Regions from separate parts of the Homo sapiens genome. Here region 2 is linked to region 1. The links are chromatin loops, found by intact Hi-C in ENCODE. Cell type or tissue: dorsolateral prefrontal cortex. All regions are shown on one strand.

What was found. Peaks named below come from ENCODE experiments on the same cell type or tissue, not always from the same donor. Only the 100,000 strongest peaks of a DNase experiment are listed, where the experiment ranks them.
Region 2: a loop joins it to region 1, with 12 times the contacts of the local background. A loop is called at or near these places in 109 of 110 quality-filtered maps.

What each region holds. Positions count from the first base shown.
Region 1 is chr1:46,036,258-46,038,757 of GRCh38, reverse strand. No RefSeq gene overlaps it. Among named protein-coding and RNA genes, the nearest start is that of PIK3R3, 95 kb to the left of the region's middle. RefSeq lists enhancers at 1,635-1,684, 1,294-1,795. In dorsolateral prefrontal cortex, CTCF peaks have their summits at 1,318 and 1,529 (motif pointing left); a DNase peak (open chromatin) is centred at 1,527; H3K27ac peaks cover 400 bases.
Region 2 is chr1:46,178,473-46,180,972 of GRCh38, reverse strand. It overlaps TSPAN1 (tetraspanin 1), which reads right to left. Exons shown (of 9, transcript NM_005727.4): 2 at 315-447. Among named protein-coding and RNA genes, the nearest start is that of P3R3URF-PIK3R3, 3.2 kb to the right of the region's middle. RefSeq lists an enhancer at 1,367-1,466. In dorsolateral prefrontal cortex, CTCF peaks have their summits at 509 (motif pointing left) and 1,257 (motif pointing right); DNase peaks (open chromatin) are centred at 549 and 1,282; H3K4me3 peaks cover 788 bases; H3K27ac peaks cover 663 bases.

The sequences.
Region 1 (2,500 bases):
CATTCTACTCCCCTAATCCCTACTCAATCATCCCATATACCTTTATCTCTTTTCTCCTCTTCAAAGCCAAGCCTTTGGAAAGAACTGTCTTAAATTTCCTTATTTCCCCATCTCAAATATTTCAGTACTGGTTCCACCACTGTTTGAAACTGCTTTTCTTGATGCCTTCAATAACCATCGCTGTTAACTATCCTGTCCATGGAAAGCTCCTTCATGGACTCTATCACAACTCACTAATCTAATATTCTTCTGACATCTGACTGTTCTTTTACATCTCCTGGATTCCTTCAGTTCTCAATGCCATTTTACCTGGCAGTTTTATCCACAGCCATGAATCCACCTACCATCTCTAGGCTGATTACATCTGTTTATTTCATTTGCCCAGACCTCTATTGGAAGCTACTTCATATTTAGCGTATGGAATGCAGCACTGAACTACTTAGCCCTGGTTCTCTTCCTTGTTTCTTATTTCGGTGAATGGAAATACAATTCATCTGGTTATATAAGTCAAAAATGTAGTCAGTCATCATCCTTGATAGCCCTCTGCTTCATACCTAAAGTCCTTCACCAAGTGTCAATCAAAACATCACTTCTAACTTCACTGCTTCACTACCATCTGCACCCTTCATCCTGGAAGGCCCCCCTTCTTCCATTCTTGTCCCCCTCAGATCCATTCTCATTATAGCAACCAGTCATCTTTTCAAAATACAAATCTGAACCGATGTAAAACATTAAATAAGTCTCCATTGATCTTAGGGTGAATTACAAAATTAGATGGTCTGGCTTCTCCCTGATTCAGGATCTCAATCCCCACCTTCAACTTTTCACTGGCTCTATCCCCCTCAGCTAGTGCCAGTATTTCGGGACTTCTTCCTCATTCTGCGTATGTTCCCTGGACAGTCCTCATCTCCTGTGGCTTTCATTGCCCTCTACTTCCTGATGGCTCCCAAATCTAGATGTCCAGCTTCCCACCCTTTCCTTCCTTACCTCCTCACTGTTGCTGTTCTAGTTCAGACCACCAAAATGGGTCACTACATCCTCTGTGGTACGCTCACTCCACTCCAGCCTCTCTATACTGCAGCGAGTGATCTTCCTAAAGCAAATGATAATACCACTTCCCTGAAGTTACCTTTTAGAAACTCTTCACTACCCTCAGGATAATCCCACCAGTTTCTCAAGGGGAACACCACTGACACTTGGGGCAGTTGCCCAGTGTGGTATAGGATGTTTAGCATCTCTGCTTCCTCCTCCCATCCCCATTTCCAACCCTCTAGGAGGGCAGTTCCCAACATCCTTTTCACCTGTGGTATGGTGCTTCTGACCAGATCCCTACATGCACGGGGCACTTGCTACCTCAGCCATGCCCCTGCCATTCTCCAGCTCACAACCTGTGATCTGTCTGCCCAGGTCCCGGTACATTAGCCCAGGGTCCGCTGTGAATGAATGAAGAAGTGGAGAGGACTAGAAGGCTGAGGGGCCAAATATCTGCATAAATGGGCTCTGCCACTGTGGATACAGTGCGCCCTCTGGTGGCCACAGCCTTCCCAGGCAATGGCCCAGAGGCATTTTCGTCTTCAGGCCTCCTAACACGTCTTCTTCAGACCTAGGCACTGGATTGTGGGACGATCAGTGCAACCAGTGCAAGACAGTTTCTCAAGTCCTCTATCACTATGGAGACAAAGCCTTGGTGCTCTACCAAGCCCCACTGCCTGCCCTGTGATGCCACCTCCTGACTCCCCTGGCACTGGTCCCACTTATGTCCTCCCCCTTCCTCCCACACTACCATCAAATGAAGTTCTACTCAATGCGGGCTACACACACGATGTCCATCCACCTCCAGTGCTGAGGCCTCTACCTACAACAGCCCAGGAAGAGCTCACTGGCTACAATTATGAAGGGCTTGTTACTAAATACGACTGGCAGCTGTTTTAATCTCGCCCTCACCTCGGCATTTATCGTTAACTTCTCTGTCCATTTTAAAACTCCTCCCATAGACTTTATGACTCTGCTGGTTGCTGCTTCTGTCTTCTCTTTTATCTCAAACGCACCCAAAGTTAAACTCTTTGCCTTCTCTCACTTCTTCCCCTCCTCATTTCCTGGCTGAGGCAATCCTAGTTAGGAGAGATGTGAGTTCCGGAGTCCAAGGGAGACCTACGTTCTAACCCCCGTTCTACCCAAGCTACTGTATTACCATGGGCATCAAAGTCTTAGTGCCCTTATCTATGAAGGAATTTTAGTTGCTACATGGTATTTTCTGGTTCCCCATCACCTTCACGAAGTCAAATCTCCTGGAAGACCATTAGACATGGCCCTTGCCTCACTTGCCAGACCCGTTTCTACTTTGAATTATCTTTGGTTCCTTGACTATGCCAGGTATACTGCATGTGCTAAACGTTGCCTGGACAGCCTTTCTTATGCCAACCTCCACTCTTCCACACCCAGCAAACTACTACCTATCATCTATTCTTCATGTTTGAGCTCAAATGTCAAAGCCTTTGGG
Region 2 (2,500 bases), 140 kb before region 1:
TCCTGTACCTGGTCTGACACAGACCTTTTCCCAGTTTCTATCCTAACACCCTTACCCCTCTATACTACCCAGGACCTCCACCAGCACCTGACACTCTGAGATCCTAACACCCCAGGTTCCTCCACCTGCACACCCAGCCTGACTCCCACACTGCAGGTCACTCCATGCTCTTTCCTAGCACCTGTATATCCTGTGCTCCCCCCCACACTAACCCCAGACCCTCCCAGAACCCTCACTAGAGCCCCTCCAGCTCCCCAGACCTGTTTCCAGATCGATATCACTTCACAGGATAATCTGTATCCCTATCCCATTACCTGTTCAGGGCTCTTGGCAGTGAGTTCTGAAAGAGGGAACTGCTGAGGCTCCACAAAGGACAAAACAGCTCCCGGGTGTTGCCACTGAGTGGGCAGGCAGAGGGACGCCTGGCTCTCACACACCACTGCTCACCTGCAGGCAGGGTAGGCGCTTTAAAGCCTCCTTCTGCCCGCCTGCTGGCCCCACCCGTGGCCAGTTAGCCTCTCCTTGACCCTGCTGCCCCCTGCTGCCTGGAGACCGATCCCCACAACCACTGCCTCAGCAGGCCTCCACCTGGCAACACCAGCCCTGGGCAACGCCCCTCCTGATCTCAAGAAGAAGCAGCCCAGGGGTGGGGCAAGTGGCTTCCCAGAATGTCTGCGTGCCCTCCACCACAACAGTGTAATGTGCTTCTTACCCTGCATCTGCTGATACACTCATACATACCCTCTGTGCTCATGCTCACATGCACATGCATCTGCTCATGCTGCCATCCATATGTTCATACAGCAAGCACCCAGTTACATACATAAACATGTGCTAGTGTTCCTGAATGCATGTGTGTGTGTGCGTCCGTGCGCACACACGCACACTAAATTCTTTGTGGACTGACTCCCAGCAACTAACAAACAACAGAATAATATCTGATGTACGTACTTAAGTATCTCTTTCACTCACACACACACACAAACACACACACACACACACACACACTCCCTCTTTCTCTTTCTCTGTCTCTCACTCACTTTCAAGGAAATGACTGAGATTTGGCAGCTTCCGCTCTCTCCTGCGAGTAGCAAATAGTTCCTAATCCTCTTCCCTCCATGAAACCTCACATTCCCCATTTTTCCCCTCCCTTCATCTTTCCATCTCCTCTCCTTCCCCATCTTTTTCTTTTTCTCCTTCCCAGTCTTCTCTTAGCGCTCTGTGTACACCCCTTCTCTTTCTGCCAGTAGGTGGCACCATGGTCTCATGAAGGAGCCACCCCCAGTTCCAAGGCTCTGTGATCCCATCTTTGTTACTCCTAGTGGGGCTGCCTGACCGCTTCCTGCTCCAGCACGCCTGATGTAGAGGTGCGGGGGAAAAGTCCTGGCTTCTGGGTCATTCAGACCAGGTGCTGGAATCCTGGCTCTGTCGCTTATGAACTGTGTGACCCTGGGGACTTTTCTTAGACTTGGTTTTAAACTTCTCTTTCCTGGTCTTCTGTGTAACAGAATAGTTCTGGGCTTTTCAAATGAGATTTTCTTCCTGCTCTAGAAGGAAGGGACAGTAGGGAATGAGCACAGAGCAAGAAGGTCAAAGTCGAGAGAGTCACAGGCAGTGGGGCTATGAGATGGAGGAAGTTGATTTTTTTTTTTTTTTTTCTGAGACAGGGTCTTGCTCTGTTGCCCAGGTTGGAGTGTAGTGGCAACATCACAGCTCACTGCAGCCTTGACCTCCTGAGCTCAAATGATCCTCAGCCTCCCAAGTAGCTGGGACCACAGGTATTTGCCGGCACTCAAGCAAATTTTTTTTTTTTAAACAGATGAGGTCTTGCTATGCTATCCAGGCTGGTCTTGAACTGGGCTCAAGTAATCCTCTGCCTCAGCCTCCCAAAGTGATGGGATTACAGGCATCAGCCACTGTGCCTAGCTGAGGAAGTGGATTTCTAAGTTTGTTTTGTTTTTATAGTGAAAGGAGGCAGCTGAAGAGACAGAAGAGAGAGGGGCTAATAGTATTACAGACTACACTAATAATACTGATCTTATTTTAAATGTCTTGCATATATTAAGGCTTTTTTTCCTCTTCACAACCATCCCATGAGATAGACTTTCTGATCTCCATTTTTAAATATGGGGAAATAGAAGCACCAAAGGGTCAGGTACTTGCCATGATCACAAAGCCTGTAAGTGGCAGAGCCAGGATTCAATCCCAGTTAGTCTGGCACCAGAGTCTACATCTTAACCACCAAGCAGACTGTCTACACTGATGGAATCTCTAAAGAGGCAGACAAGGCTGGCTTCCATAAAGAGCAAGGGAAGAGGCCTTGGTCTGACCTGAGGAAGAGGAGGAGCAGGGGCAGGTCGGTTTATAGTTACAGTTGCTAGAAGTTGGTGGAAGCAAGGTCATATTTTAAGACTGAGGATGGCAAGAGTAGAGGCTGGAGGAGGGGATGGGGGAAAGATGAGGTTTGTGAGGGTGGTACTAAGGGTGCCACAGAGTCCTC